Linked DNA regions of Mus musculus: region 1 is linked to region 2. Evidence: chromatin loops called from intact Hi-C (ENCODE). Cell type or tissue: gastrocnemius. All regions are shown on one strand. Links, peaks and the distances in the headings refer to the core of each region. The heading gives the core; the rest is flanking DNA.

Region 1 (15,511 bases), core at 4,579-12,578, 240 kb before region 2:
TAAGGTTGGCTGAACTACAGAGAAAATTCAAGTCTCAGCCTCAGAGTGTGTCGACAGTTAAAGTAAGGGCTCTAATTGGCAAAGAATGGGATCCTACAACATGGGACGGGGATGTGTGGGAAGACCATGTTGAAGCTGAGAATTTTGAATCCTCAGATTCTCAAGGGTTTGCCCCACCTGAGGAAGTAGTACCCTCAGCCCCACCTCTTGAAATAATGCCTTCCCCACATGAGGAAATTAATTTTGCAGAGTCTGCTCACGGCCCACCAATAGTTTCTTCTAGACCTGTAACCAGACTCAAAGCAAAACAGGCTCCTAGAGGGGAGGTAGAAAGTATAGTCCATGAGGAAATTCGCTACACTACTAAGGAGCTTAATGAGTTTGCTAATTCATTCAAGCAGAAACCTGGTGAATATGTGTGGGAATGGATTTTAAGGGTGTGGGATAAGGGTGGAAGGAACATAAAACTAGAGCAGGCTGAGTTTATTGACATGGGTCCTCTGAGTAGAGATTCTAGGTTTAATACGGAAGCTCGCATAGTTAAAAAAGGTGTCAAAAGTTTGTTTGAATGGTTGGCTGAGGTGTTTATCAAAAGATGGCCTACTGGAAATGACTTGGAGATGCCTGATATTCCGTGGCTTAGTGTTGATGAAGGGATTTTAAGACTTAGGGAAATTGCAATGCTAGAGTGGATATATTGTGTAAAGCATAATTGTCCACAATGGGAAGGTCCAGAAGATATGCCTTTCACCAGCTCTATAAGACGCAAATTGGTGAGAGGGGCACCAGCACATTTGAAGGGTTTTGTTCTTTCCCTTTTCCTTGTGCCAGATCTTAGCATTGGAGATGCTTCTGCTCAATTAGATGAATTAAATTCACTGGGTTTAGTTGGATCCCGAGGTAACAAGGGCCAGGTGGCAGCATTGAATCGCCGGAGACAAGGTGATCCTAGTTATTATAATGGACAGCGTAGACAAAAGAATGTTTATAATAACATACCCAGTAATGGTCAGCACAGGAGAGGTGAAATTTATAATGGCATGACTCGCTTGGACCTTTGGTACTGGCTAATCAATCATGGTGTTTCCAGGAATGAAATACATAGGAAGCCTACTGCATATTTGTTTGATCTGTATAAGCAGAAAAATTCTCAAACAAATGAAAGAAAGGCTACATTAGATCGTGGTAAACAGCAATCTCGGCCAGTGAATCAATTTCCAGACTTGAGACAGTTTGCAGATCCGGAACCCCTTGAATGAAGGGGTGGCCAGGTTCCTCTGAGGAAGGATCTTGATAAGACACTCAAAGGTTTTGCTGTTACCCTTTCTCCAGTTCTTCCCCAGAGGGACCTACGGCCTTTTACAAGGGTAACTGTACACTGGGGAAAAGGAAATAATCAGACTTTTCGGGGTCTGCTGGATACTGGTTCTGAGTTGACACTGATCCCAGGGGATCCCAAGAAACATTGTGGCCCTCCAGTTAAAGTAGGGGCTTATGGAGGGCAGGTGATTAATGGAGTTTTGACTGATGTCCGACTCACAGTAGGTCCAGTAGGTCCCCGGACACATCCTGTGGTGATTTCCCCAGTTCCAGAATGTATAATTGGGATAGATATACTCAGAAATTGGCAGAATTCTCATATTGGTTCCCTGAACTGTAGAGTGAGGGCTATTATGGTTGGAAAGGCCAAATGGAAGCCTTTAGAGTTGCCTCTGCCAAAGAAAATAGTGAATCAAAAACAGTATCGTATTCCTGGAGGAATTGCAGAAATTACTGCCACTATCAAGGACTTGAAAGATGCAGGGGTGGTGGTTCCCACCACATCTCCATTTAACTCTCCTATCTGGCCAGTGCAGAAAACAGATGGATCATGGAGAATGACAGTTGATTACCGAAAACTAAATCAGGTAGTAACTCCAATTGCAGCTGCTGTACCAGATGTAGTTTCCTTACTTGAGCAAATTAACACATCTCCTGGCACCTGGTATGCGGCTATTGATTTGGCAAATGCCTTCTTCTCAGTACCTGTCCATAAGGACCACCAGAAGCAATTTGCTTTCAGTTGGCAAGGCCAACAGTATACCTTCACAGTTTTGCCTCAAGGATATATTAACTCTCCTGCCCTGTGTCATAATTTAGTTAGAAGGGATCTTGATCGTTTGGATCTTCCACAAAATATCACATTGGTGCACTATATTGATGACATTATGCTGATTGGACCAAGTGAGCAGGAAGTAGCAACCACTTTGGACTCATTGGTAACACATATGCGTATCAGAGGATGGGAAATAAATCCAACCAAAATTCAAGGACCATCTACCTCAGTGAAATTCTTAGGAGTCCAGTGGTGTGGGGCATGCAGAGATATTCCTTCTAAGGTGAAAGATAAGTTATTGCACCTGGCCCCTCCTACAACCAAGAAAGAAGCACAACGTTTAGTGGGTCTATTTGGATTCTGGAGACAACACATCCCTCACTTGGGTGTGTTACTTAGGCCTATTTACCAAGTGACTCGGAAAGCTGCTAGCTTTGTGTGGGGCCTGGAACAGGAGAAGGCCCTTCAACAGGTCCAGGCTGCTGTGCAGGCTGCTCTACCACTTGGACCATATGACCCAGCAGACCCGATGGTACTTGAGGTATCTGTGGCTGATAGAGATGCTGTTTGGAGCCTCTGGCAGGCCCCTGTAGGTGAATCACAGAAAAGACCTTTGGGATTTTGGAGCAAAGCTCTACCATCATCTGCAGACAACTATTCTCCCTTTGAAAAACAGCTCTTGGCCTGCTATTGGGCCTTAGTGGAAACTGAACGTTTGACAATAGGACACCAAGTTACTATGCGACCTGAACTACCCATCATGAGCTGGGTACTATCAGACCCTGCAAGTCATAAAGTGGGACGCGCACAGCAGCAGTCTATTATCAAATGGAAGTGGTATATACGTGATCGGGCCAGAGCAGGTCCTGAAGGCACAAGCAAGTTACATGAAGAAGTTGCTCAAATGCCTATGGTTTCTATTCCTGTTACAATGCCATCTGCTGCCAAGCATGCACCTATAGCCTCATGGGGTGTTCCCTATGATCAACTGACCGAAGAGGAGAAGACTAGAGCCTGGTTTACTGATGGCTCTGCACGTTATGCAGGCACCACCCAGAAGTGGACAGCTGCAGCATTACAACCCCTTTCTGGGACAACCTTGAAAGACACAGGTGAAGGGAAATCTTCACAGTGGGCAGAACTTCGGGCAGTACACATGGTATTACAGTTTGTTTGCAAGAAGAAATGGCCAGATGTACGATTATTCACTGACTCATGGGCTGTAGCCAATGGATTGGCTGGATGGTCAGGGACTTGGAAAGATCACAATTGGAAAATTGGTGAGAAAGACATCTGGGGAAGAAGTATGTGGATAGATCTCTCCAAATGGGCAAAGGATGTGAAGATATTTGTGTCCCATGTAAATGCTCACCAAAAGGTGACTTCAGCCGAGGAGGAGTTCAATAATCAAGTGGATAAGATGACCCGTTCTGTGGACAGTCAGCCTCTCTCCCCAGCCATCCCTGTCATTGCTCAATGGGCACATGAACAAAGTGGCCATGGTGGTCGAGATGGAGGTTATGCTTGGGCTCAGCAACATGGGCTTCCACTCACCAAGGCTGACCTGGCTACAGCTGCTGCTGATTGCCAGATCTGCCAACAGCAGAAACCAACACTGAGCCCCAGATATGGCACCATTCCTCGAGGTGACCAGCCAGCAACCTGGTGGCAGGTTGACTACATTGGACCACTTCCTTCGTGGAAAGGACAGCGTTTTGTTCTTACTGGAGTAGATACTTATTCTGGTTATGGATTTGCCTTTCCTGCACGTAATGCCTCTGCTAAAACCACCATTCACGGACTGACAGAATGCCTCATCTATCGTCATGGTATTCCACACAGTATTGCTTCTGACCAAGGAACTCATTTCACAGCCAGAGAAGTACGACAGTGGGCTCACGATCATGGAATTCACTGGTCTTACCACATTCCCCATCATCCTGAAGCAGCTGGGCTGATAGAAAGATGGAATGGCCTTTTGAAGACGCAGTTACAGCGCCAATTAGGTGGTAACAGCTTGGAAGGCTGGGGCAGAGTTCTTCAGAAGGCAGTATATGCTTTGAATCAGCGCTCGATATATGGTACAGTTTCACCCATAGCCAGGATTCATGGGTCCAGGAATCAAGGGGTGGAAAACGGAATAGTTCCACTTACTATCACTCCTAGTGACCCTCTAGGAAAATTTTTGCTTCCTGTCCCCATAACTCTAGGTTCTGCTGGCTTAGAAGTTTTGGCTCCAGAGAGGGGAGTGCTCCTACCAGGAGCTACAACAAACATTTCATTGAACTGGAAGCTCAGACTTCCCCCTGGTCATTTTGGGCTTCTAATGCCCTTAAACCAACAGGCTAAAAAAGGAATAACAGTGTTAGGAGGGGTGATAGATCCAGATTACCATGGGGAAATTGGATTACCTCTTCACAATGGTGGTAAGCAAGATTATGTCTGGAGTGCAGGAGATCCCTTAGGGCGTCTCTTAGTACTACCATGTCCTGTGATTAAAGTCAATGGGAAACTACAACAGCCTAATCCAAGCAGGATGACAAAGGACGCAGACCCATCAGGAATGAAGGTATGGGTCAATCCTCCAGGAAAAGAGCCAAGACCTGCTGAGGTGCTGGCTGAAGGTGAAGGAAATACAGAATGGGTAGTAGAGGAAGGTAGTTATAAATACCAATTAAGGCCACGTAACCAGTTGCAGAAACGAGGATTATAAAGTAATATGAATGCCCATTGTAAATTTACTAATGCGTTTGCGATTGTACGAGGGATAGTTATATCATGTTAGGCGTATTTACAACCTTGTTATTGTTTCATGTGAACATGAGATATTATTTGTGTCAAGTTGACAAGGGGTGGATTGTAGTGGCTATTCCTGGTTGTCAACTTGACAATATTTGGAATGAACTACAATCCGGAATTGGAAGGCTCACCAGTGACCCTTATCTGGAGGCTTGGAGATCCTTATCTGGATCTTGGTTTGAAGATCTTGAGCCATAGTGGCTATGGATTCCAGAAGATTGAATCTCCGAGTTAAGGAACACACCTTTAATCTGGGCTATGCCTTTCATCTGGGATTAAAGGTGTGGTGGAACACACCTTTAATCTGGGCTACACCTTTTGCTGGAGACAATATAAGGACATTGGAAGAAGGGAGTCTAGCTCTTGCTCTTGCTCCTTCGCCTGCTTGCTGCGTGAGACTGAGTAACTGCTAGATCCTTGGACTTCCATTCACAGCTGCGACTGAACAATTGTTGGGAATTGAGCTGCCGACTGTAAGTCATCAATAAATTCCTTTATTATCTAGAGACTATCCATACGTTCTGTGACTCTAGAGAACCCTGACTAATACACATGGGGACTTCTGTCAGCTCTTTCCAAGTCAGGATTCTTTCTCATTGGCTAATGATTTCTCTGCCAGTATCAGGAATTGCTACAAGGGACTGTAAGACCTGCCTCTTCGGGGACCCCTGGGGCATCTTCATTTCCTCTCCATTTAGCCACAAGCATCAGGCACAAACTGCACCCAGCCACATGGTGAGTGGGTGAGCTTTATTCAGGCGGGTAGGGACACTCAGGCGAGGGAACGTATTCAGAGAGGAAGTGACAGCATCCTTCCTGGTCAGCCAGGAGGACTCAGGAAGAGAGGGCACACACATAGTGAGTGGTCACATGGCCCTCAAAACCTTTTGCTGCCTCCTCCTCCTCTTCTGTCATATCCTCCTGACCCTTCCCATTTGTTGATATCTACCTACAGTGGCTCAAAAGTCCACAGCCAAAAGGAACGTTCATGTTGTGCCCTGTGTATAGGTGAGAATGCAGGACAGAGACAAGGGCGGGCATCACATCCTTTCTCCCCACTCCCCTCTGACTTCAGCAGCCCAGCCCACCAAGTCACCAAGTGCATGGAAAACTCCAGTCTTCCTGCATCCCCCACCTCCTACCTATCCTCCTTGAGGGTTCAGTTCTCGAGTCTCCATCACTCAGACGCAGTCACACTGTTGGTATCAGATCCCTCTTCACTGGACAATGAGCGACCCTAAAGGTCATTCAGGTCCCAGAGCCTGCAAATCGGTCACGTTCCACAGCACAGGAGTTATGCCGACAAGATTAAGCTGAGGAGTTGCAAACAGAAGACACTTGGAATGTTCTCCAGGCGAGAGGTGAACAATGGGGTCCTTAGAGTAGCCTTTCCCAGCACTGTAGGGGAAGAAGCTTAAAGGGGCCGTGCTGCTGGCTTCGAGGATGGAAGCAGGAGTCCCACACAAAGGGTCGCAGGCACCTTTAAGAACTAGAAGAATTAAGGGGGCCACAGCCCTGCCCGCCCATGGTCTTCCCCACTGACCTGGACCCCATGGAGGGTATGCTGGTGCCATTTCAAGCTGTTTCTTTTGCTCCGGGTCCCTGACAGCTGCCTGGGGACCACCCATCTATAACCTAGGACCCCAGGACCCCACCAGTACATGTTCTTGAATGTCTGCCTGCATTGATGTGTGTGCTTACGCTACACATTCCTATTCAGTGTGTATGTTCATTTGCATTCACAGAAGCACACACACACACACACACACACACACACATGCACACACTCCATCAGTGGCTCCTGGAAAGTGCTGCGACCTTGCCTCACCTCACCTCAAGTCCCATCCCACACTTCACCTGGCCTATAGTTCAACGTGCCTTCCCCACAGCCCTCATGTTCTATGGAACGTAGCATGCACCACCATGCCTGGTTTGTTCTAGAATATTTTTAACTCTCCTTTGGGGGTTGAATTATCAAGTCACCTTATGTTATACACCAAACCATCTTATGTCTTTCAGCCATGCCTTCTCTACCTCTAAACAGGGGAGGTCAGTGCTCAGAGAGGTCATACAGCTTCCATAGGTCACACAGCTTGTGAAGGACTCTGGACTGGGATCTAAGGACAGAATGAAACCTGAACACAGGATGAAGTGTGTACTCACACACACTTGAACTTGGATCCTGAGCACTGTCCCGACTCTTCCAGCAGCTGTGGGTGTGGCACAAGTCTTGCCCTATGCCTGTGCTGGCATTCCTGACTGAGCTGCTCAAGGCCCTTCCGCCAGTGTAAAAGGCCAGATGGGTCATGTCTACTTACCCTCGCTAATCCTAGGGTCCAGCGGGTGCCTGGCTTAAAAGCAATCGTCAGACAGCTACAGAGAGAAAGGTGGTGTGTGGCTCCTGAGTGGGCAGGTGTGACATGGGAGGTCCCCAGAGTGCTGAAGCAGATGTTACTGTCTAGAAAGTTCCACAGGACAGCTAGGTCCTTAGTAGGCTCAGTGGGCTCTTCCTGTCCATACACACAAAAAAAACCATTAATAGCACTTCATACCCCAGAGGAAACCTTAATGTCCCCAGAGCAGAGGCAAAACTGTCCCCGAGTTGTCTGTTATCTGAACAGATAGGTGAGGATGCCCCATAAGACCTGTCCCAACCCTTTCCTCAGGGCCTAGGGCCTGCATTCTTTCCCCAGATAAGGCTCCCTGGCTCCCTTGCTCATGGCTGGAATCTGGCCCCCAGGTCTGATCCACTCTTGTCCACAAGAGGGAGCCAGTGCACAGGCCTTGACCTCCCTTGGGGTGTGGGAACTGTTTTAGGTTGGACCCGGAATTCTACTCCACTCACAGGGGTGTCCCATCTATCAGATCCCCTGTGGTCTTGTTTTGTTTGAGCAGCGGTAAGTTAGATAATCTTAATTTCATATTATCTACAATGTGGAGCACACATGGGTTGTTTTAACTGCAGCAGAATCTGGCACTGCTGAGCACAGAACTTGCCTTTTCTCATCATTGCAATGTCTACTTACAATGGTTCAAGTTCACAGTCTGTATCAGTGGGACCCAGGCCTTGGCAGATCACCAGCCTTATCCTGGACCCCTGGGAGAGAATAGAAAGGCTGGCAGAGGCCATGTCTCCCCATGGCCTGAAGCATCCCTGGAGAGTCTCCCAAGGTCCCTGCCCTTTGGTCTGTCAGGGAGAGGAGATGGCCCAACACAAAACAATTACTCATCTCGGACCATAGTGACTTCAGACATGCAGGCTCGGCTCACTGGTCCTCTGAGCTGGCACATAGTTATGGTCAGTATCAAAGTCAACCTGGCAGTATGGAGAATCACATGGGAGAGGGGTCTCTGGGCATGTCTGTGAGCAGTTATCCTATTAATTGAAGCGGGAAGACCTGTACCATGTGGGTGGGACCATTCCCCTGGCAGCAGATCCTGGGTTGTATAAAGAGAGAAAGGAACTGAGCAGTGGTATACGTGTGTGCATCGTCTGCTGGCCTGGACATAGATGACCTGCTGCTTCGAGCACCTCCTACGTTGACATCACTGCCATGATGGGAGTGTTGCTTGAACTTTGAGCTGAAATAAGTCCTTTCCCCCTTAAGTTGTCTTTGTGCAGTATGTAAATTCACAACCAGTTCAAAGTAGAGGCATAATTATTTTATGCATGCGAGCCTCTAGGGCCTGTGGCATATTCTGGGTGTCAGTGCATGCTCTGTCTTTTGTTTGTTTGTTTGTTTGTTTGGGGAGGGGGAGGTTCAAGACGAGGTTTGTCTGGGTAACAGCCTGGCTGTCCTGGAACTCTGTAGACCTGGCTGGCCTTGAATTTACAGAGAACCACTTGCCCCTGCTTTCTGAGTGCTGGGATTAGAGACCTGCCCCCTCAACATTTTATTCTCTTGCTTCTCCTTCCTCAGTCACAAGTTTGGGAAAAAAGTCACCTACTGCAGCAACCTGCGTGAGCTCCGAGAACACCTTCAGTGCGACCAGCTGCTCATCCCCCCGGAAGTAGTGCGGTGAGGGCCCGCCCCCGCCCCCGCCCCGCCCCGCCCCTGCCCCGCATGGCTCTGGGGTCCGGTATCCACGTACATACATGAGGGAGAGCAAACCACGAAGGCTGCATACAGTACAAGTACAAACTGATTAAAAACACATCCAGGCACGGGTTTGCCGTTCTGCTTCTGAGCCGGATATGAAAGGGGTTCCCTGGTGTGCTGGTGAGCCGTGTGTGGAATGAAATGTTCTAGGAGTGGCAGGCGCGGGGGATTCGGGAAGACAGCTAGCGGGCGTTTCATTCAGCTCCTGCTGAATGCCCCACTGAGTGTCTGGCAAGCCGGAACGCAGGGTCAATGAGCAGAAACTCCGTGGCTTCAGGCCTGTGCCAGGCAGGCCAGCTCCAGTGAAGCTCCTGAGCCTGGTCTTCACTTCTCTCTGAGGATGCGGCGCCCTGCCCCGGGATGCCTGAAACTTACAGAGGTAGAATATGTGGGTTTCCTATTGATGCGGATGGGGCTTAGTCTCCACATAGCACTTGGAGATGACTTCTATGGCTAAAAGGCTGTCCCCCTGTGAGGTGACACTCTCCTGTTGTGTCCATAGGTATGACGAGAAACTGCAAAACCTGCACAAAGGTCAACCGCCCCCGCCCACCAAGACACCGCCACCTCGGCCGCCTCTGCCCACCCAGCAGTTTGGCGTCAGCCTGCAATAGTAAGTAAAGGAGAGATACTCTGCCCTCCTGAGCAGTGGGACCCCTCTCTGTCCAAAGAGGTTACCCCAGGCCTCTGCCTCCTGCCTACAGGAGAGATAAAGGTTCAAGTCCCCTCTGAGGTGGAGTGGCCGCTGCTCCATGTGTACCTGGGCAGAGGACAAGAGCTTTTCGGCCACCCTTCAGTTCTGGCTCCCTGCTCTTTGGGCCTTTCCTGTCATCTTCCAAGTGAGACATGCTCGAGGGACTTTGATCTTTGGTGGATCTGTCATTTCCTACCTGTTTACCAGGCCAGCTTCATTCACGTGCATCTTGGGCCCCTCCCCCAGAAGCCTTCCCCAGTATCCCATCACAGCATCCCCAGTCCAGGTTCTTATGTGCCCCACCCTCTGGGTCATGAGTTTGTCCCTCTTTGGGTCTCATGCCCTGGTAGTAGACCTGGCCGACATAAATCCAAGGCGATGTTTTATCCTAAAGAAGCTGAAGCGGTCAGGCCACCCACAGCACACTCGGGAAGAGCTGGACACTTCAGTTGCTTTGTGTGAGAGACCCGCACGAGGTTTGATTTTAGGTCCACGAGGAGCTGGGCACCCTGGGAAGAGTTTAAGGGAAATCTGTTGGGGATGTAAGTTTGTCCCTGTGCTTCCTGGGCTACCAGGACAGGATTCCTCTTGTCCTCTTGTAGACGCTGGGATAAGACCCATCCAAATGCTCTCACGGTCTGCAGTGCATGTGTAGAAAACAAAATATGCCCAGTGGATGTCACATCCTAACCTCCCCAGTACCTGTGGCTGCAACTGGCTGGCAGGAAGGATTTTGCAGATGTGAGCAGCGTCTTGAGATGGGAGCTAACTGGGACACTTTGGTGAGCCCAGGGTAGCCCCTTGGGTTATATAAGCAAGAGTCTGTAAAGCTGCAAAAACAAAGAGAATATCCCAGAGCCTCCAGGTCCTCCCCCACCCCACACACACACCTATTCTAGACTGTAAGGTAAATCAGGGTATTGTTTTAAGCTAATTAGTGATGACAGCCATCGGGAAGCATCCTGAGGTGGTGAGGTGGCTGTCACATGCTTCTGTACCTGTCAGCTAGGGAGGTGTGATAAAGCAGTGTTCTCTGAGTGGATGGAGCAGGATGCGTCCCCAGGGGAGCACCTTGGGATATCACAAAGAGGACTGCTGTTCCTCCGAGTATCTCCCTGGATCTCCACTGTCTGATGGAGTTTTCTGTTGTGACGGGCGTGGTCTGCTGGACCAACTCCAGGTTGAGTGAGCACATGGCTACTTCCTGTCTTAACAGCTTCAGTAGCACCTGTGCCTGCTCCTGGGTCACACAGTACCTCCCCACCCAGCCACACGTTCTCAGAGAGAAAAATGCAGTAAATGGTGAAATAGTCCCCCTCCCCCCCAAACTAGAACACAAACTTGCCACTAAAGAGTACTTCCTTTTCATGGGTTATGAAAGTTTGCTGCTGTAACTCCCTGGTGGTCCACACATCATAGATGCTACGCTACCCCAAAGGCAGGGGAGAGCAGGTGCCTGCAGTAACTACAATGCCCTCTAGGGGTCGCTGGTGAGAGCTCATCACTGCGGCACCAGGCCATCAAGAGACAAATTTTCACAATGTTTCTGAGGCCTCTCTGTGGCCTTTCTGCTTCTATGGTTCTACTGCCAATGTCCCTAGTGGTTCTTTCACTCAGAGCTCCTTCTAAAGGCTCCAGCCATACTATCTGATGGCCTGTTGTACCCCGCAGAGCTATCTCTGTCTTCTCAAAAACAAAACAAAACAACAGAAAACACGAGTGCTTGTCACTAAGCCAGAGTACACTATATTCCACCATATACCGTGATGTGCCATGTGTCTGTGAGGCAGAGATATATCTGGGGCTCACTGGCCAGCTGGCCTAACCTAATCAACACCTACTGGGCCAGTGAAAAATGACACCCATCCATAGTCGCACCTCCTGCTTACAAGCATACATATACACACAACCACTTGAAAACGGAAAACAAGGGTAACGTGCAGATTCGTACATTGGGCATGGGCCTGAGCATCGAGATTGGGAACCTGTTGGTGGCTGTCGTCAGTCTTGCAGCTCTACCGTGTAGCTGGGTTTGGGGGAAGACTTGGTTTTTGTTTTATTTTATGCATGTGGGTGTTTTGCCTGTATGTGTGCCTGTGCACCGTGTATGTGCCTGCTTCCCACAGAGGCCAGAAGAGAGCGTCAGATCACCTGTAACCAGGGTTACAGATGGCTCTGAGATGCCATGTAGGTGCTGGGAATGAAACCTGGGTCCTCTACAAGAATAGACCGTGCTTGTAACCGCTGAGCCGTCTCTCCAGCCCCAAAGAGGGGGCTGTTTTTGTCTACCTCAGGCAGGAGAGAATGACAGATGAAGGAGGGGTTCTGTCCAAGTGTAGTCTGCAGATCAGTGCATTGATGGAGTTATTCATGGGAGCATAGGTGACTCAAGCAGCTGCATCACTGAGAAGTCCCACACCCCAGCATTCCTGGAGCCCCCTGTGGGATTTGCAGACAGCTCCAAGAGGCCCTCCTTCCTAGCAGCAGCTCATTGTTTATATAACCTTATACAAGCCTCCTGTGTCTTGTAAGTTTCTGGTGAGTGTAGTGAGCCTTGTGAATTTCCCTCCTCCCTCTCCCCTTTCCTCCCTGCTCCAGGAGGGGATATGTCTTTATGAAGCAAACAGCTACCCAACCAGGACACCCGGGACACCTTCGGTGATTCGAGCCCTTTCAGGATATGTTGACACAGAGTTGTCAGTAGACGGGAGGCTTCCTAGCAATGTGACAATCCCAGAGTTATTTCTGTTCCAGGATCAGTAACTGCTTTTAACAATCAATACATGGAATAAACAGGCAGAGCTGGGGTGCAGCTGGGTGGTAGAGTGCTTGCTTGCCTAGTATGTGCTACCACTGCGGCCACTCCAACACCACACAGGAAAATCCACTTCATTATCTCTTTAGAGAACAGCAAGCAACATCAGATGCCTTTGAGTACATTCCGGGCACGCCACTTTAAGACATAATCTGTGTGATTGCTTCTTTAAATTAATATTTTATGCTGTCTCATTGCCAATGACTATAATAAAATGGCAATAAACGTATTAAATAAAGCACCAGATATGTAATTTGTTTGGACTGTGAATGAATGGAAGACATTAAAATTCATAACCAAAGCCTAGGCGCCAATGTTAATTTGCTGATTTAAGTTCACGACAGAAAGCCATCCCTTGGAATGAGCCGCTTAAGCCAACAGAGGAAGGCGAAGTCAGGGAGTCAGAGGTCTCCTGGCTCAGCCAGGGCTGGGAGGCATTTGCTTAGCATGTGCAAATGCAGCACTGCAGAAATATACAGGCTTGCTTGCCATCCTCAGGGAGAGAGGGAAGAGCGGTGTGAGTCTCCTCTGGGTACCCGTGGAGTCTGGGAAAAAAGGGTGAGGTGGGCCAAACTTTCCAGGTTTGCAAAGTCCAAGCTACTGATTTTACACTTCCCAGTTTCTCTAAGTCGAGGGATCCGAGCCACTGCGTTCCAAACTAACCCTGCCCAAGAGCCTTGCGACCATGGGCCTTGCCACAGAGCATGCAGATTATGTGCCTTCACTAGCCCCCTCCTCCAGGAAGCCTTCCCTGATGGCAGCACACAAATTAGGCTGTGTGAGCCTCCTCCCTCCTGATACCTCCCCACATCCTCTACCTGCCCCTCAGAGTAGGATTTAGTGTCCAAATTCAGGACTGATGTACGTGTGCATCTAGGAACTGTCCAGGCCTGGATTATTGGGTCACTTTCCCCTTTTCTAAGTATGCAGTGCTGTGTGGGTTAAGTTTGTCACACCGGTGGGCAATTGCCACCATTGTCTAATCCCAGAACCACATCTCTGGCCCTTCCTGCCTCACAAGCCCCTCATAGACTCAAGCCCACTTTCTATCTGGAACCACACCATGTGTGACCACTTTGAGCTGTATCTGCCTGGTGTCATTTTGGGGGTCATACCAGATTATGTTCGTTCTCTAGCAATTACTGAATATACCGCTCGTTTCCACCTATTTCCTATTATGTATAACAGTGGTCTGAGAATTCACATGCAAGATTGTGAGTTTCTGGGTTTTCTGTTCCCTTGGGTCTACAGCTAGACGGTGAATCACCTGCTTCCCCGATGCTGGGATTCTAAGCACACACACCTGCCTGTCTTTTTATGCGGTTCTAGGGCTTAAACTCAGGCCTGTGTGCTTGATTGTATAGCAGGCACTTTACCTGTGCACCATCCCTGAAGCCCTCACCATGCTTTGTTGATGTCCTGAGAGTATTTGACCTGCTCCCTTGTGATTGGCCTAGTGGTGGGGAGTGGGCTGCCCTGGACCCTGTTTCTATGCTGTGTGCGCTGGCCTAACTTACTGTGTCCGCAGGCTGTGGTACAAACATTCCTGGAAGCCAGTGTGTTGGATGCAACTGCTCTTTCCAGCAGAGCAATGAGGCACAGCAAGAGGCACATGGGTCACAGGCTCCAACCACACAAGTAGACCTGGAAATTCCCTCTAGTGAGTTCCTTCTGGGAGGAAAGGAAATAGGTAGGAAGTTCCTCCTGCTTTTCCCCTCTCTTGTGCTCAGTTCCCTTCTGTCACATTATGATATGACAGAAGTCCTGGCCAGGAGCCCAGCAGATGTAGGGCCCCCTGCACTTGAATGTTCTGCCTCCAGAGCTATAAGAAAGAACTGTATTTCATTTATAACTGACACTGTGTCAGGGATTTTGTTATAGCGATAGAATAAGAAATAGGCTCTCTACCTCGGTAGAGTTTTAAGACTCTACCATGAAGCCATTTTTGCCCATCCGGAGAGGACTGGCTCCATAGATGCGAGGCTTCACATTTCGGACCCAGTCCTGCTGTCCTGTAACTTCCCAGCCCCCTCGCTGACTCCACATGCCCCGGTTCCATAGACAAGCTGTAGTCTGTACCTTTTGTGCATATGCTTTCAATCCCAGAACCCAGGAGGGCAGAGGCAGGTGCAACTCTGTGAGTTCAAGGCCAGCCTACTCTACATAGTGAGTTTCAGGACAGCCATAGCTATGTAGAGAGACCCTGTCTCCATTAAAAAAAATGTGTGTGTGTGTGTTATATACTATAATATATATCATATAGGCATTATGTGTATATTCATGTGAGTTTGTAGTACCCTTGGGGCCTAGAAAAGGGTGTCAGACCCCCATGTTGTTGGAGTTACAAGTAGCTGTGAGCTGTGAGTTCAGTTAGGAGTTGAACTCGGGTCCTTTGGGTAGGAGAGTGTATACTATTAACTGACGAGTTGCCTCTTAGCCTGATTTTGACCCTGCTTGTACCCACACCAGAAAGTGTGACCTCACGTAAAATGATTTACCTAAGAGCTTCAGTTTGTCCTCTATAAAAATGGGGATGAAATATTATGACTACCAGACTCTCAAAGGCACATGAGGCAGAGCAGTGACCACCAATCTGTTGGCGCTGTCCAGCCGCCTTGGCATCTAGGACCTCCCTGGCTGACTCTGTGGCCAAGGGGCTTTGTGGGTTCCTTCTGTCTCGGGGATTGAACAACCATTTCAGAGGTCTGGCATAGGCTCGGGAGACAATGACTGTCTTGGAGGGCTGGAGAAGCTAGCGCCCTGGGACGGACCCAGACACTCACTGCCTGCAAACAGCCAACCAACCAGCTTCATGGTGGTGGCTTCCCCACCCCACCCCCTCAATCCCCTGTTTGTGCATTCACCACACGCAAGGCATGCAAAAGTAGGAAAAAGCCTTCTCTGACTGATGCCAGGCCCTTCTCCCTGGGGACAGGTAGTGTCTATGAGCAGAGCCTCCCCAGTGCCTTCCGGGCAGATGGCTGGACATTGCTGTCTCCCGGGCTGCT
Region 2 (15,511 bases), core at 3,862-11,861:
GGCCCTGCCTCATACTCCTAAAACTCCGCCCAGATCTCTGGGCAAGGCGGTGAGTCGTCCCTGGTCCTGGCCCCGCCTACTTCCTTGCGACCAGCTGCTGCCAACTTCAAAAGCCCATCGCGTCCTCGCTCCAACCTGTCGCGTGACGTTCTCGTCATCTCATTCCCACACCTTCCTTGGCCTGCTGACCTTCCCTGCTGCCCGTGTTCCCCAACCCTGAGTCCACTTTCTCCCGCCCCCCGCCCCCCCTCCAGTAGAGTCACGCCTCTGAGCCGCCCCCTCTGCGCCTCACTGATTTTGCGCTTTGTCACCGCCCTGTGCATTCCCTGAAGCCTCCAGCACACCAGCTCTGCTTATTTCTGTCTGAACCTTCCAAGTAGGTTCTGCTAAAAACTTGCTTCACAAAACTCAACAAGAAGTTACCACCTCCTTTCGGAGGTCTCCTGGGACGCCTCAGTTTCCTCTGCTGAACACTTAGGAAAAGGGGTCAGAGAGTTGCTTCCTGTCTTAGCTCCTGTGCTGACTAGAGGCCAGAGGTGGATCAGATCAGCTTGCATGTGATCCTAATTAAAGGCCAAGGTCCAGCTGGGCATCCATCCCTGTGCTAAAAGAGGAAGATGCAGGGAGCAGCCGCCAGAAGCCACGTTCTGAACTCACTCGGTGGTCCTTTCCCAGGACCAGGGTAGGTGACCATGCACTGCTGGTCTCAGCCAGTTACATTTCCAGTGTCAAATTCTCACAATCATGCTAAGCATAAAGTTCTGTCTGCCCCGACTCTTCTTCACCCTGTCTGGGATACCCTTCTCCTAGTCTCCTGTCTCCTTTGGATCCCAGTGTCCTCCAATACATTTCCTCAAAAACAAACAAACTATATCTTGCCTGCCTCCTGTTCTATTATTCCTAGGCACAGCATCCTTACCACTCCCCTGACATCACACTGCATAGCTGTAGGAGGCGTCTCAGAAAACCAGCCCCTTTCCCTTGGGCTTCCCAGTCCTCAGAATGGTTTAAGCCTCCCGTCTGTGACATTGCACCATGGCAGCTCTAACTAAGACACTGTGTATTCCTCAGGCCTGGCTTCTGACAACTGTATTCCCAGCGCCCAATAAATGCAGGCTGTGTGATGGAGACTGGAGAGAGGCCTGCTGAGGAAGATTGTCTCTAAGGAAGGTGGGGTGGGACCACAAGGTGTGGAAACCACTCCAGAGCAGGAAATTGGCAGCTTTGGCATACTGTTCAAGCCTTACCTGGGATTTGTACCGCTCCCCTGAGATGCTCAGGGTAGGGCTTGAGTGACTAATTCCATGGTCCCAGAGCAGTGGTTCTCAACCTTCCTGATGCTGGGACCCTTCAATACATTTCCTTGTTTTATGGTGAGCCCCAACCATAACTTACTTTTGTAGCCACTTCATATCTAATTTTACTAGTTATAAATCATAATATAAATATCTGTGTTTTCCAGTGGTCTAGGGTGACCCCCATGAAAGGATCATTGAACCCCACAATGGGAGCTGAAATGACACACAGGTTGAAAACCATAGTCCTAGAGTCAGGCACAGGAGGGACTCTGTAAAAAGGTACGTATCTCGGAAATTACTGGCCTTTGTCTCCTCTCCCCTGGGCCTGTGGCCCCATCTATTAATGAGGACCCGGTGTGAAAATTGAGGTGACAAGCTGTGAGTCTGGAGAACTGAAGTTTGGCTGTGAGAACGAGGGAAGGGACCAGCCCTCAGACAGCATATGTGAGGTCTTAGACTGGCAGTGGTACTCTTCTCTGTTTCCAGGGAAACCGCATCACTGCCTACACATCCACAGTGCCGGGCTGTTGTTTGAAACCCTTGCTGCTCCAACACCATAATCACCTTTGGGGCTCCCCTCCCCTGGGGAGCCTTCTGAGGAGCTTGGCCAAAGCATTATGTCCTTAGCCACTTCACAATCCCTCTCCCTCGACCCCCACGCAGTCACTTCCAAAGGACCAGCATCAAATCAATTCACTCCATCGTCCCTGGCACCTATTCCAGGACAGATGCCAAAATGTATTTGTTGAATAAATGCAGGAGCGTTGCCTGGGTTTTCTCCATTCTCATTAGTTATACTCAGTGTTCACATGGGGACTCTCCTGAGCAACAGGTATGGCATATTTTGCACAGGACCAGTGAGCCGCACTTTCTCCACTCCAAGGTTCTACTGTTCCTTGGTCTTGGGTGCTTATCACTGAGTACATGTTAAATGAGTCAGGCTGGATATGAGTGTGGTTAGTTGCAAGCTGGCTTGCCTGTACACATCTATGATTCCATGACTCAAGGGTCGTAGGCCGGTGAGATGGTTCAGCAGGTTAACCTCTCATGTATGTTGTAATATACAACACATGAAAGTATTCAAAATAAAAGGAGTGGAGGACTGTGGGTTCGAGACCAGCCTCGGCCAGTAAGACTTAAAAAAAAAAAATATGTCAGAAAGACTTAACAACGGTAAATGCCTTGTTAGTCCAGCATTGCTGGCCTGGACTCCTAACCTATAGGTTTATAAGATAATAATTGTGTTTAGTTGTATTTAATGTTAATTTTGTGGCAAAAAAAAAGAAAACGTGTTATAAATATCCTGAGTTCACCTTTGTCCAAGCAGTCAGGGTTTTTTTTTGTTTTGTTTTTTGTTTTTTTTTTTCTGTTATTCTGCCTTCTGCTTATAGAAGCACACTGAAAAACCTGCCTGCCTGCTCTCAGCTGCAGCGTTTCATTCTGGAATACCGAAGCCAAGTTTAGCAGAAACACGAATCAGCCACAAGTCACTCACTTTCATGGCACAGTTGCTTCATGTTTCATGTTTCTGCTTGGGGCTTGCCTTGCTGTCTCCCTGGTATGCCGGGGTGACGTCTGTGGTTCCATTGTTAGCTCTACCTGTTTGGCGATAATCTTACTCAAAGAGCCAGTAGGGACAAATGCCCATGGACCCCTTTCCTAGTTCTCGAATGGCCAGAGACCTAGAGACTTTTTAGGAATGACTCTGGCTCATCTGAGAGCCCCATGCCTCTGACCTCTCTCCCTCAGGCCTCCATTTACTGTCTGTACAATGAGGTGAGAGACTAGATAATCTCAATTACTCCTGACCTTACTATCCTGTGGGTCTGTCTTAGTCAAGGCTTGTATTCCTGCACAAAACATCATGACCAAGAAGCAAGTTGGGGAGGAAAGGGTTTATTCAGCTTACACGTCCACATTGCTCTTCATCACCAAAGAAAGTCAGGACAGGAACTCACACAGAGCAGGAGCCTGGAGGCAGAAGCTGATGCAGAGGCCATGGAGGGATGCTGCTTACTGGCTTGCTCCCTGTGGCTTGCTCAGCTTGCTTTCTTATAGAACCCAGGACTATCAGCCCAGGGATGGCACCACCCACAATGGGCTGGGCCTGGGCCCTCCCCACTTAATCACTAATTGAAAAAATGCCTTACAACTGGATCTCATGGAGGCATTTTCTCCATGGAGGCTCCTTTCTCTGTGAAAGCTCCAGCTTGTGTCAAGTTGACACACAAAACCAGCCAGTACAGGGTCTATGATTGGGTCTCCAAGAGAAAGAAGGCAACCAGTCAATTCTTAGGGTAGGTGGACTATAGCCAGCCTACCAAGGGTTCTTCTGTCCTCCCCTGAAACTCTGCTAAGGGCAAGAGCTTGCTGGAAGGCAGGAGTGTGTACTTACAGCTTCCCAGCCAGCTGTTCTTATGACCCCAGGTTCTCCCCGTTGCTCAGAACTTGCTTCTTGACTTTGAACTTCCGATCCTCCTGCCTTCATCTCCCGGTAGGTGCTGAGATCACAGGTGTATACCACCATACAGGTTCTCTCACATCTGGGAAATTCAATGCAGCCATCCCCAGATCTCCACTGCAAGGTCTCCTCATTTCAGTCTCTGTGTGTACTATTGTGCATATGTATGAATATGCAGCAGGCAGGGGCTGGTTTTGGGTGTCTTTCTTTATTGCTCTCAACCTTATTTTTTGAGGCAAGATCTCTCACTGACCCGTAGAGATCACCAATCAGGCTAAACTTGCTGACCACCAAGCCCCAGTGATGCAATAGGATCAAAGACATGTGCCACCGAGTCCAACTTCAAAAACATATGGATTAATATATTTTTTAAAGATTTTACTTATTTAATGTATATGAGTGCTCTATCTGCATGAACACCTACATGCCAGAAGAGGGCATCAGATCATAGATGGTTGTGAGCCACCATGTGGTTGCCAGGAATTGAACTCAGAACCTCTGGAAGAGCAGATAGTGCTCTTAACAGCTGAGCCGTCTCTCCAGCCCAGATTAATATTATATTATGTATATGTTTTGCCCACATGTATGTCTGTGCACCCCATGTGCCTGGAACACATGAAGTCCAGAAGAAGGTGTTAGACCCCCCTGAAACTGGAATTCCAGTGATGAGCTGCCATGTGGGTTCTGGGGACTCGAACTCAGGTCCTCATGCTTGTATGGCAAGCATTTTGCTGACGGAGCCATCGCCCCAACCGCCAAAGAATACTGTCTACAGTATTATTTAGAATTTTTTTCCCCTTAGCACTCTATTTTTCTTTGAATAGCTCCTGTAAACAGCCCCGGAGGGGGCGACCTTGCGATTATAATTAGATGTTCATGCCTCTGTGAGAAAGGAGCCACAGAGTTTGAAAGCAACACCTCGTAGAGTTGAGAAGTTGAGGTCAGGAAGATTTGGGATAGCTTTTTTTTTTATTATTATTATTTTTTTTTTTTGGTTTTTCGAGACAGGGTTTCTCTGTGTAGCCCGGGCTGTCCTGGAACTCACTTTGTAGACCAGGCTGGCCTCGAACTCAGAAATCCACCTGCCTTTGCCTCCCAAGTGCTGGGATTAAAGGTGGGCGCCACCACTGCCTGGCAGCATTATTTTTATACTAAGAATTTGAACCCAGGACCTCAGACATACTGGCAAGTGCTCTCCCACTGAGATATGTCTATGTCTATGTCTATGTCTATGTCTATGTCTATGTCTATGTCTATGTCTATGTCTATGTCTGTGTCTATGTCTATGTCTATAGATCCCCAGCCATTTTGGACATTTTCTTTTTTTGTTTTTTGTTTGTTTTTCTTTTTCTTTCTTTCTTTCTTTTTTTTTTTTTTTTTTTCTTCGAGACATGGTTTCTCTGTGTAGCCCTGACTGTCCTGGAACACACTTTGTAGACCAGGCTGGCCTTGAACTCAGAAATCCGCCTGCCTCTGCCTCCCAAGTACTGGGATTAAAGGCGTGTGCCACCACGCCCGGCTGGACATTTTCATTTTAAAATAGGGTCTTGCTAAGTAGCCTAAACTGGCCTTGAGCTTGGAATCCTCTTGCCTGTTCTAGGATTCTAGGATTACAGACATGCACAGATACACATAAATAAAATCTTTACACAATAATAATGATAATTATTATTGTTATTATAATAATTATTATTTCCCTCCAGAAGCTCTGTATTATTTTGGTTTTTGTTGTTGTTGTTGCTGTTGTTGTTGTTGTTGTTGTTGTTGTTGTTGTTGAGACAAGGTTTGTCTGTGTAGCCCTGACTGCCCTAAAACTCACTCTGTACACAAGGCTGGCCTAGAACTCACAGAGATCCACTTGCCTCTGCCTCCTGAGTGCTGGGGTTGAAGTTGTGCACCCCTGGCTAGAGAGACTTTTCTAAAGCCCAAACCTGAAGTCTTCCCTTTTCTGCAGGTGGGACCAGATGTCCTGGAGCCAGCTGCCTTCTCCCTCCTGTTATTTCAGCATCTGCATCTGCACAGGCTGCCATCCCTCCCGCCACAAACTCTGAGTGTTATTTCCTCCTTCTGGAAAGTTCCTTACCATCAAGTTCAGACATCATTTTCCTAGGGAAATGTTGAGAATCTGTGACCCAATTCCAGCTCTGATCTTCCTGGTCCCTAAGAGCCTGTTTCTGCCCAGTACCCCTATGTCCTTTCAAGCCATCACACTACTATTTGGGGTGAAAGGTGAACCAGTGGGGGCAGGGGAGATAGTTCTTGGTGTGACTGCTAGGTCCTTGAGGAGCTGAGACGCAGTGGGCCTCTTGGGTGTGACTGCTAGGCCCTTGAGGAGCTGACACACAGTGGGTCTCCATGAATGCAGGTTGAGTCATTGAACAGTAAGTGAATCTTGGTAGCCACTGTCACAGGATTATGGAAACCCTAGCTGGTTGTCAGTGACAGTAGGGATAGTCACCAGAGGGACAGGCCAGCGGTGATATATTGTTCTAGCGCACTCATGGGGATCCCCAAAATCATAGTCCTGGATCCCTCTGGAGGACGCTTGACTCCCTGGCTGCTGTGGACCACAGCTGTACCTGGTAGAATAGGAATCTGAAAAAGCCTGGGTCTGGGGCCATGGTCAGGGGCAGAAGAGGAGGTGACTGTAAAAGGAGAACAAGAAAAATCAGGGACTTGGGTTCAAGTCTTGATTCAGCCTGTGGAGCTTAGTGACTGCCAGCCCCTCCCCTGCTACAAACCTCAGTTTCCCCATGAGCCAAAGAGGAAGTTCAGAGGGCTTCCTCCTCCTACATACCGACAGCTAGGAGGAAGAGGGAAGTGTCACCCTTAGTTCTGCTGACTCCCCAGCTGGGAGGGACAGCTCAGCCTCAGCTCCCTCCTTTGCAAAATGTGATGGAAATCGCAGCCCATGGCGCTGTGTGTAGGCTCCATGGGAGGCTGTCTGGCAGCCTCTGCACGCCTAGACTCCGTGCCTCTGTATTTCCTGTTAGACCCAGAGCTTAGAGAAGAAAAGTGTTTCGTTGTGTTCTCTTTTTATGCTGCCTGCCTCCTCCTGGCATGTTCTTGAGGGATGGATGTTGGTGACTCTGAGGGGAGCCCCCTGAACCCCTGCAACAGCACAGGAATGTCACAAGCTCCAGGCTATGCTTCTCCTAGGAAAACTAAGTGCCTGGGAAGAGGCCGCCGCCAGACCCAGGCTGAGGCAGGACTGGAGTCAGGGAGGGAAGACTTTCCGGAGGAGGCAGTCCCCACAATCTCCAGTTGTACTGGTGGCCTCGGCATTCCCGAAGAACAGTCGAAGTTTGCTCTCTAGCCAGTACTAGACTTTTCTAAGGCCTGGCCAGACTGGATCCATCTGTCAAGCTTGGGCAGCAGAGATGGGACCTGATTTCACAAGTCAGATTCTGCCCGTGTCAGTGACTCACCTACTGTTTTGAGGAGGAACCAGAGGCTAATTAAATTCAGGCTTTGAACCCAGCCCTCTTCCCCGCTTCCTCTTCCCCATAAATGCAGTCAAATCTGTGGAGGGCAGATGAAGGCTGGTAGCTTTGCAAGGCAGAGGTGGCAGGTGTCAGGGGTTAGGGGTCTAGGGTGGGGGGAGGGGTGGGGATGGAGTTAGACATGGAAGGAACATGGCACAGAGAGTGGGGGATGGGGGGGGATTGGGACAGAGTTCTGCCTTCCCTGGGATCCCAAAAAGAGGCCAACCACTGTGAACCTCCCTTCTCAGCTCTGCCGTCAAAACCAGGAACTTGTGCAGGACCTGTCCCCCAAACCTGCTGCCATCTTCAGGAGTTCTGCTAAGCCTGGTCACAAAACAAATGGTCACAACTGGGCATGTAGATGACTAACATTTTTCTCACAGACAGAGAGAACGGGGAGAGTCATGGGACGCTCACCCAAGTGTCCAGCCATCCCTATCTGTGTTCCCTAATTCTTAATTGCACAGAGCTTTGGGGTCTTGGAGTTGGGGGAGGGGCTGGAGGATATAGGGGAGGGGTGCCACATGTATTTAACTGTGGGAAAGTTATCCTCCTGTTTCATGCAGCCGTTTGCTAGGAAGCACCCACAGTCCTGCCAGCAACCCCCTCTTCCCCAACTGCCTATGCTTTGTGAGTAAGCCCAATAAACTCATAGGTGCCCCAGAGTGAACTTTGGTGGCATCATTGGGACCTTAGGAGGAGGGGCAGATATTAGTAGTGTCTCCCTCTGGAGGGAAAAAACAATTTTAGTAACAGGGCTGCTTTGATGACTGACAGGGTCCTAGTCAAGGGAGTGGCCTTCCAGAGCCCTGTGCCTGCCAAGCTTCCTTCTCCAACCCTGCCTCCACACTGCCCCCTTCTGTCCACTTGCAGCAGCAGCTTTTGCCACGGTCCAAAAAAAAAAAAAATCCAGGTTAGATCCACCATGGTGGAAGACCTTGTGGCCTCTCCTGTGTGCTAAGAGCCTATGGGCACTTCTGACTCTCAGTCACAATCAACAGGCACCCTTTGGGCATGGGTCTTCCTCCCAAAGAAGGAGTCGGCAGCCCCAGGGCAGGACAGAGCGGGTGCTGAAGCTGAGCAGGCACAGCCCACCCAGCAGCCGGTGAGGAGGTCTGCCTGGACAAGCAGGCTGGAACCACACAACACATCCACCGGCTTTTCTTTGAATATTTTAGTTCACACAGGACAGTTGTGGGTCACAACTCACACGCAGAGACATGTGAGAACTGTGTCGCTAGCCACTGAGAGTGCTGGAGTGTACAGGAGTGAACCTAGATGGACAATCCCCCCAGGAACTCAGGCAAACATCCTTTGTTTGTTTGTTTATTTGTTTGTTTTAAAGACAGGGTTTGTCTGTGCATCCCTAGCTGTCTTGGAACTCACTGTATAGACCAGGCTGGCTTTGAACTCAGAGATCTACCTGTCTCTGCCTCCTGAGTACCCAGCTCCAAGGTAAACATCTCTAAGGACAAGGCTGCTGTTGGCACATCATGCAGTCAATTGTTTTTTTGTTTTTGTTTTTTGTTGTTCTTTGGTTCTGTTTCTGAGACAAAGTCTCATGTAGCCAGGGCTGGCCTCTAACTCACTGCTGAACTCATTGGCAGAAGATGATCATGAACCTTTCAGATCTTCCTGTCTCTACCTATCAAGAGCTGGGGTCAGAAAGGAATGCCATCTCCCTAGCCTATAATGGAGTGTGTGTGTGTGTGTGTGTGTGAGAGAGAGAGAGAGAGAGAGAGAGAGAGAGAGAGAGAGAGAGAGAGAGATATCAAGCTATACACTAGGGGAAGGAACAGTGTATCACCAAACAGCTTAGAGCGACTATCCACATACAGAAAGAACAGAGTTCCAGGGCTGAAATGCAGTGCAGTGGTATAGTCCTACCTAGCATGCACAAAGCCCTGGGTTCAATTCCCAAAATTGCATAAACCAGGCTTGGTGGTGCATGCCTGTCATCCCTGTTGGGAGTGTCCAGAAGGCAGAGGCAGGAGAGATTACTGAGTTGTTAAGGGTTCTTGCTGTGTGATCATGAAGACCAGAATTGGATCCCAGCAATCACATGCCAAGCTGCCTCAAAGGAGTAGACAGAGTATGTATGGGTGGGACATCAAACACCCTCTTCTGTACAGAGAAACCCTGTCTCAAAAAACCAAAAACACCCTCTTCTGGCCTTCATGTAAGCACACATATACACATGTACACACACACACACAGAGGGAAAGACAGAGACAGAGAGACAGAGAGACAGAGAAGAATGTACATCTATACATATATGCACATACGCATATATGCACATACGCATGCATGTACACCCAAATACATATATGCACATACACTAAATAGACTATAGAAAGAACCTTTACAGGCAGAAAATAGCAAGACGAACTATCACTGAACTGGGGTGCAGCTCAGCATCATGGGGAAAAAAAAGCCTTCTAGGTGCAGATTAGAATAAACTGGCCCCCAAGAAGATGAAGTTATAAGCATACGAGAAGAAACTCAGCATCCTTTAGTAGGGAGTGAGCTGTGTCTGTGACACATCGCTACGCCCACTTCACAGTGTTCAGAAGTCAGACTGAGCGTGGCAAGTGTGGGTGGGTGTGTCGTGAGATTCCCGGGGCTGTGACAGGCTACCTGCGAACACAGCTTTAAAGGAGGAAAGGTCTGTTTTGGCTCTGGGTTCCCCAGGTCACGCCCACCACTCACTGCTTTGGATCTAAGGCAGAGTGTCAGGTGGTGAGTGGGTGTGGCGGAGGCTGCTCGACACACAGTAACCAAGACTCAAAGCAAATAGAAGGGGCAGGGGACAAAATGTCCCTGAGGGAACACCCACAGGGACCTGTACCCCTCAACCATCTCCTGGGCATTACCTACATCCTAAAGTAGTATTACCTCACAGCAGCCTGTCAAATATTGGCCCTGTCAGTGGATCCACCTATGGGAGAGATCAGAGCCCTTCTGATCCAGTCACCTCCCCAAAGGTCATTTGTGGACACTGCTGCAATAGGAGCCAAGCCTTCAAAACACCGGTCCCAGCCATAGCGGGAAAGCACAGGGCCAAACTGGGATTCTTGCCCACGGCAAGTGGGATGTAAGTGCGCAGGCACTTGGAAAACAACTTGGGGTTTCTTTGTTCTTGTTATTGTTTTGTGTTTTGTGTTTTTGAGACAGGGTCTGTCTGTGTAATCCTGGCTGTCTTGGAAGTCACTGTGTAGACCAGCCTGGCCTCAAACACACAGAGAGCTAGCTGCCTGCCTCTGCCTCCCCAGTGCTAGGATTAAAGTTGCACGATACTAACCTGGCCTATGTTTCAGGCACAGGTAGTGTCACTTGTAACCGCTAAAGGAGAAAGTGTCCCTCCTTTGATAGGCAAATGGGTCAACCAGCTGCAAATGTGTCACCTTACAGTGCAATCCGACTCAGCCATAAGAAAGAACAAACCATTAATATCATGTAATGATTGATATCACGTAACGAAAAGGATGACTCTCCAAACTATTACACTGAGGGAAAGAAGCCAGACCCCAGCTGAATGAGAGCCTGCTGTACAGTTCTATTTACATGTAGTTATGGGAAATGCAACCTAACCTATAGGGACAGAAGCAGACCTGGAGTTGGAAGGACAGGGATGAGGTGGGACAATGGAGGGGGAGATGAAGAGGAACAGAAGTCCAGCATTGTGGCTTATGCCTGTAATCCCAGATCTCAGAGTCTGAGGCAGGAGGGTTGCCATGAGTTTGAGACTAGCCAGAGTTACACAGTGAGCTCAAACATAACACACAGACACACAGATAGACACACAGAAAGAGAGAGAGAGAAAAGAGAGACAGACAGATAAAGATGGAACTAGATTACAAAGGGACAGGAGAAAGCTTTTAGAGTGGAGTGATTAACTTTGCTGTTTATGGGATACACACACACACACACACACATATATATATATAATGGGTTCATGGGATATGTATATATATTATGGGTTCATGGGATATATATATAATATATATGTATACATTTCTATTAAAACTCAGCAAATTATACACCAGGTGCATGCCTTTAATCTCAGTATTCAGGAGGTATAGGTGGGCAGATCTCTGAGTTCAAGGCAGGCCTCGTCTACAGAGCAAGTTCCAGGACAGCCAGGGCTACACAGAGAAGCCCTGTCTCAAGAAACCAAAAAGTAAATAAATAAAAAACAAAATAAAATAAAATGTAAAATAAAACTCAGAAACTTGTATAGTTCATTATATGTCAATTATACCTAAAACTGTGTACAATGTGGAAATGTAAGAGCACGGGCTGCTCTTCCAGAGGTCCTGAGTTCAAATCCCAGCAACCACATGGTGGCTCACAACCATCTGTAATAGGATCTGATGCCCTTTTCTGGTGTATCTGAAGACAGCTACAGTGTACTCACATAAATAAAATTAATAAATAAATCTTTTAAAAAAGAGAAAATGTAAGTTAGTTGCCAGTTTAAGGCTGTTATAGCTTCTGGCAGCTATAACAAAACACATGGATTAGGTGGCTAATCAATAATTAAAGAATTTAGGAGCTGGCAAGGTAGCTCAGTGGATTAAAGCACTTGCTACTGTCTGATAACCCAAATTCAACCCTAGGGGCCTTCATGTTAAAACGACAGAACCAACTCCACACATTGTCTTTAGATCTGCACACTTGTCCAAGGGTGCATTTGCATATCTGTGAGCTGTGGACAGAGACCGGAAGGGGACGCCAGGTGTCCTGCCGCATTACTACCCAGCTTATTCTCATGAGACGAGGTCTCCCTCTGAACCTGGAGCAGTGTTGGCAGCCAGTAAAACTCGGCAATCCTTTTGTCTCTCCAGCCCTGGGGTTACAGGTTGGAGTGGCCGTGTCTGGGTTTTTAAGTGGGTCCCAGGGATTTGAACTTAGAATGTCATGCTTCAACAGAAAATGCTTCTACCCACTGAACTTTTTAAAAAGATTTATTTGCATAATTTTAAATGATGTTTCTCTGTGTGTGTCTGTTTGAGTGTAGGTGCGCATGAGTGCACGTGCCAAGGAAACCAGAGGTCTTAGAGCCCCTGGAGCTGGAGATGGGTGTGAGCCACCTGGCATGGGTGCTAGGAACCAAACTGAGGTCCCCTGCAAGAGCAGTGCATGCTTTTAACTTCCGTGCCATCTCTCTAGTTCCAGGACTTCGGTTTTTTTCTTAAAACTATTTTTTTTTATTTAACCTGGGTCAGAAAGGCTGACTTGCAACAATCTAGAGGCCAGTGGTTAAGAAGTGTCCAAGTTCAGCTGTTCTAGATCCAGGTTAGCGATGGTAGCCTGGTTGTAGAGCCAACGGATGTGACGGCAGGGGCATCATCATCATCGGGCGGGGGCGGGGGTTGTGCTGAGCATTCTAACTCTGTGTTCTTGCGTTCTCAGGCTTCCTGCACAGGAAGCGCTTTACCCATGAGTCGTTTCTCCAGACCCAAATTAAAATTAAGGTTGATGCTGGGCAATGGTGGTGCACACCTTTAATCCCAGCACTTGGGAGGCAGAGGCAGGAGGATTTCTGAGTTCGAGGCCAGCCTGGTCTACAGAGTGAGTTCCAGGACAGCCAGGGCTACATAGCTAGTACAAAGATAGCCAGGGCTACATAATAGAGCTCTGTCCCAAAACAAACAAAACAAAACAAAACAAAAACTAGAAAACAAATGATAAGTTTGTGAGTGTAAATTGTCAGCTTAACAGAATCTAGAACCGCCTGGGAAATGAGCAGCTGGGCGTGCGTGGGGGTGTCATCTTGTTGCTAAGTTGCTAAGTTCTCTGGATAGAGGATCCTGAGCTATATAAAATGGAGCTGGGGAGCCCAACGCTAGCGTGCACATTTTCATTGCTTTCCTCTGACTGTGGAAACCAGCTGCTTCAAGCTCCTGCTGCCGTGATCTCCCAGCTGTAACCGGCTTGTACCTTGTACTGTGTGATCCCAAATAAACCCTCCTCCCTCCCTCCCTTCTTTCTTCCCTCAGTTGCTTATGTCAGGGCATTTTAACACAGCAAGAAAGAAACTTAAGGCAATGATAAACTGCTTCTTTATATCCCAAAGTTCTTTCAAAAGAAAGGAAGAACGAAATCCAAACCAAAAAAGGCTCTGATACAATTTGGCCCCAACCACCCAGGTGCACACAGACACGCGCTCCCTGTCCGCGGCTCCCACAAGTGCCGCCAGGGGGCACTTGACACCAGCGCTGGGTGCGGGACGCAGGAACGAACTCGCCGGGCCTAGAAGGCACTTCCTAGCAAGCCTCCTGCACCCTGCGCTTCTCATCCCGCCTTAACGTAAGTAATTCCCTTGTCAATTCCCAAGTCGGGAGCACGGATTTTCTTTGAGGAATTCCGCCTCCAGGGAGTCTTCCTGGCCTGGGACGGGCCTTGTTTAGTCAGCCTTGTCTGCGCAGTTACTCATTGACATCTTCTAAGGGACAGTCACATTCACAGGCTGGAAGTAAGGCTGCATCACTCACCATCCCGGAATGATCCTCAGGGGATACCTTTGAGGGCTGGAGCCTTTTGCAACAGTCTGGTATCTTAGGTGGAGGAACCCTGCCTGAGAACTCTTACTTAATCATGCTCCCTTAGGGCTGACTAGTCCTTCTGAGCCCGGAAAAAGAGGCTTCTAGGCTTGCCCTGAAAATGACCTTGGTGTCCACCTTGGCCTTGCTTAGACTATTTCCAGATGGTCCTGGTCCTTCTGAGCCTCTGCTTGCTGGCATGGAAGGTTCATTCGAGAAACAGGTCCTGCATTTGGGAGTAGTTACAAGGCTCCGCTTAAAAGTGGACACCTATAACACATAGTCTGGAAGACATTCTGTCATCCCTGAAGCAATGTCTCTCTCGTGGTTGGATTTGAATGTGCTAGAACATTCAGCCCTGGGTCTGTGGCTGGCCCAGGTGCTGGCCCCTGGCTCACATGAGCACAGTGCAGATCATGCCAAGACAGGACTGAGACTGTCTGGATTCAAATGCTAGCTTCTGCTCTCCATAGCTGTATGTCAGGAGGAAATGGTCAAAACCTACGTGTGCCAGGGCTACCCCGAGGATTCCCAGGTAAAGGTTAATGATTAGTTTTGCTCTTGGGCTAAAAAGCCACCACCAGATGTCCAGGGAGCTGGGAGAGAAAGGATAAAGCTGGCTTGGACCTGGGATGGCCGTGAACTCTGAGAACTAGGCTTAGGAATGCCCTAGGCTGTCCTTACCTTTTCCTAGAGTGACAGCACATGGGGTATGGGGAGGGTCTGTTCTCTAGAGAGGACTTTGCCCAGGGGGGTCAGAGTTCAGGTCCTTTCATGAGGATGTAGGAGATGACCATAAAGTAATAGGCAGGAGGCCTGGGGCTCGGGCTTAATTTCCTGTAGTCTTAGAGTCATTATGGCTGCTTCTTCCCAGACTGCCCAAATTCTGAAAGGCACGCGCGCACACACACACACACACACACACACACACACCACAGAGAGAGAGACAGACAGACACATACACTCAGACGCATATATACAAATATATACACACAGACACTCAGACATACACACAGCCACACACACATAGAGACACACAATCAGACACAAAGAGAGACATACACAGATATATATATATATATATATATATACACAGAGATACACACACAGAGACATGTGGACATATACACACAGAGAGATACACACAGAAACATATACACATAGAGAGACACACACAGAGACACACATACCACAGATACATACACACAGACACACATATACAAATATAAACACAGACAGACATACAAACACACAAACACAAGGATATACACACAGAGACATACATACACACAGAGATACATACACATAGACATGCAGATACACACACACACACACACACACACACACACACACATGAGTGGGTATGTACACCAAGTACAACCTTCTGTGGAGGCATCAGATTACCTTGAAGATGGAGTTACTGGCAACTGTGAACCACCAGACTAAGATACTGTGAACTAAGCTTGGATCCTCTGTAAGAGCCATTCGCTATCTTAACCTCTTAGTCATCTTTGTAGCCCCCAAATTTTGACAGTATGAGCAACCCCAAATTCATGAGTTGAAGCCCTAGCAACAGTGTGACTGTTATTGGGCATGGGACCCCTGGGAAAATCACTAAGGTCAGAGAAGGGCATGAGGGTAGGGTGTTCAGATCAGTGCCCTGGTGTGGCACAGATGACAGGAACCTTTGGTTTTGAGTGTCCCCTTCTGTCCCAAGTATAC

What was found. Peaks named below come from ENCODE experiments on the same cell type or tissue, not always from the same donor. Only the 100,000 strongest peaks of a DNase experiment are listed, where the experiment ranks them.
Region 1: a loop joins it to region 2, with 4 times the contacts of the local background. A loop is called at or near these places in 9 of 42 quality-filtered maps.

The regions. Positions count from the first base shown.
Region 1 is chr15:84,747,524-84,763,034 of GRCm38, forward strand. Arhgap8 (Rho GTPase activating protein 8) reads left to right here. Exons shown (of 12, transcript NM_001164628.1): 6 at 8,815-8,913; 7 at 9,497-9,607. Among named protein-coding and RNA genes, the nearest start is that of Gm20556, 35 kb to the left of the region's middle. In gastrocnemius, for the core only: CTCF peaks have their summits at 7,661 (motif pointing right) and 11,161; DNase peaks (open chromatin) are centred at 7,654, 7,966, 9,237, 10,835 and 1 more place; H3K4me3 peaks cover 286 bases.
Region 2 is chr15:84,988,084-85,003,594 of GRCm38, forward strand. It overlaps Gm39558 (a long non-coding RNA gene), which reads left to right. Exons shown (of 4, transcript XR_875533.1): 1 at 1-49; 2 at 1,072-1,373; 3 at 1,463-1,577. Among named protein-coding and RNA genes, the nearest start is that of Gm39558, 7.8 kb to the left of the region's middle. In gastrocnemius, for the core only: a CTCF peak has its summit at 8,098 (motif pointing left); a DNase peak (open chromatin) is centred at 8,094; H3K27ac peaks cover 283 bases.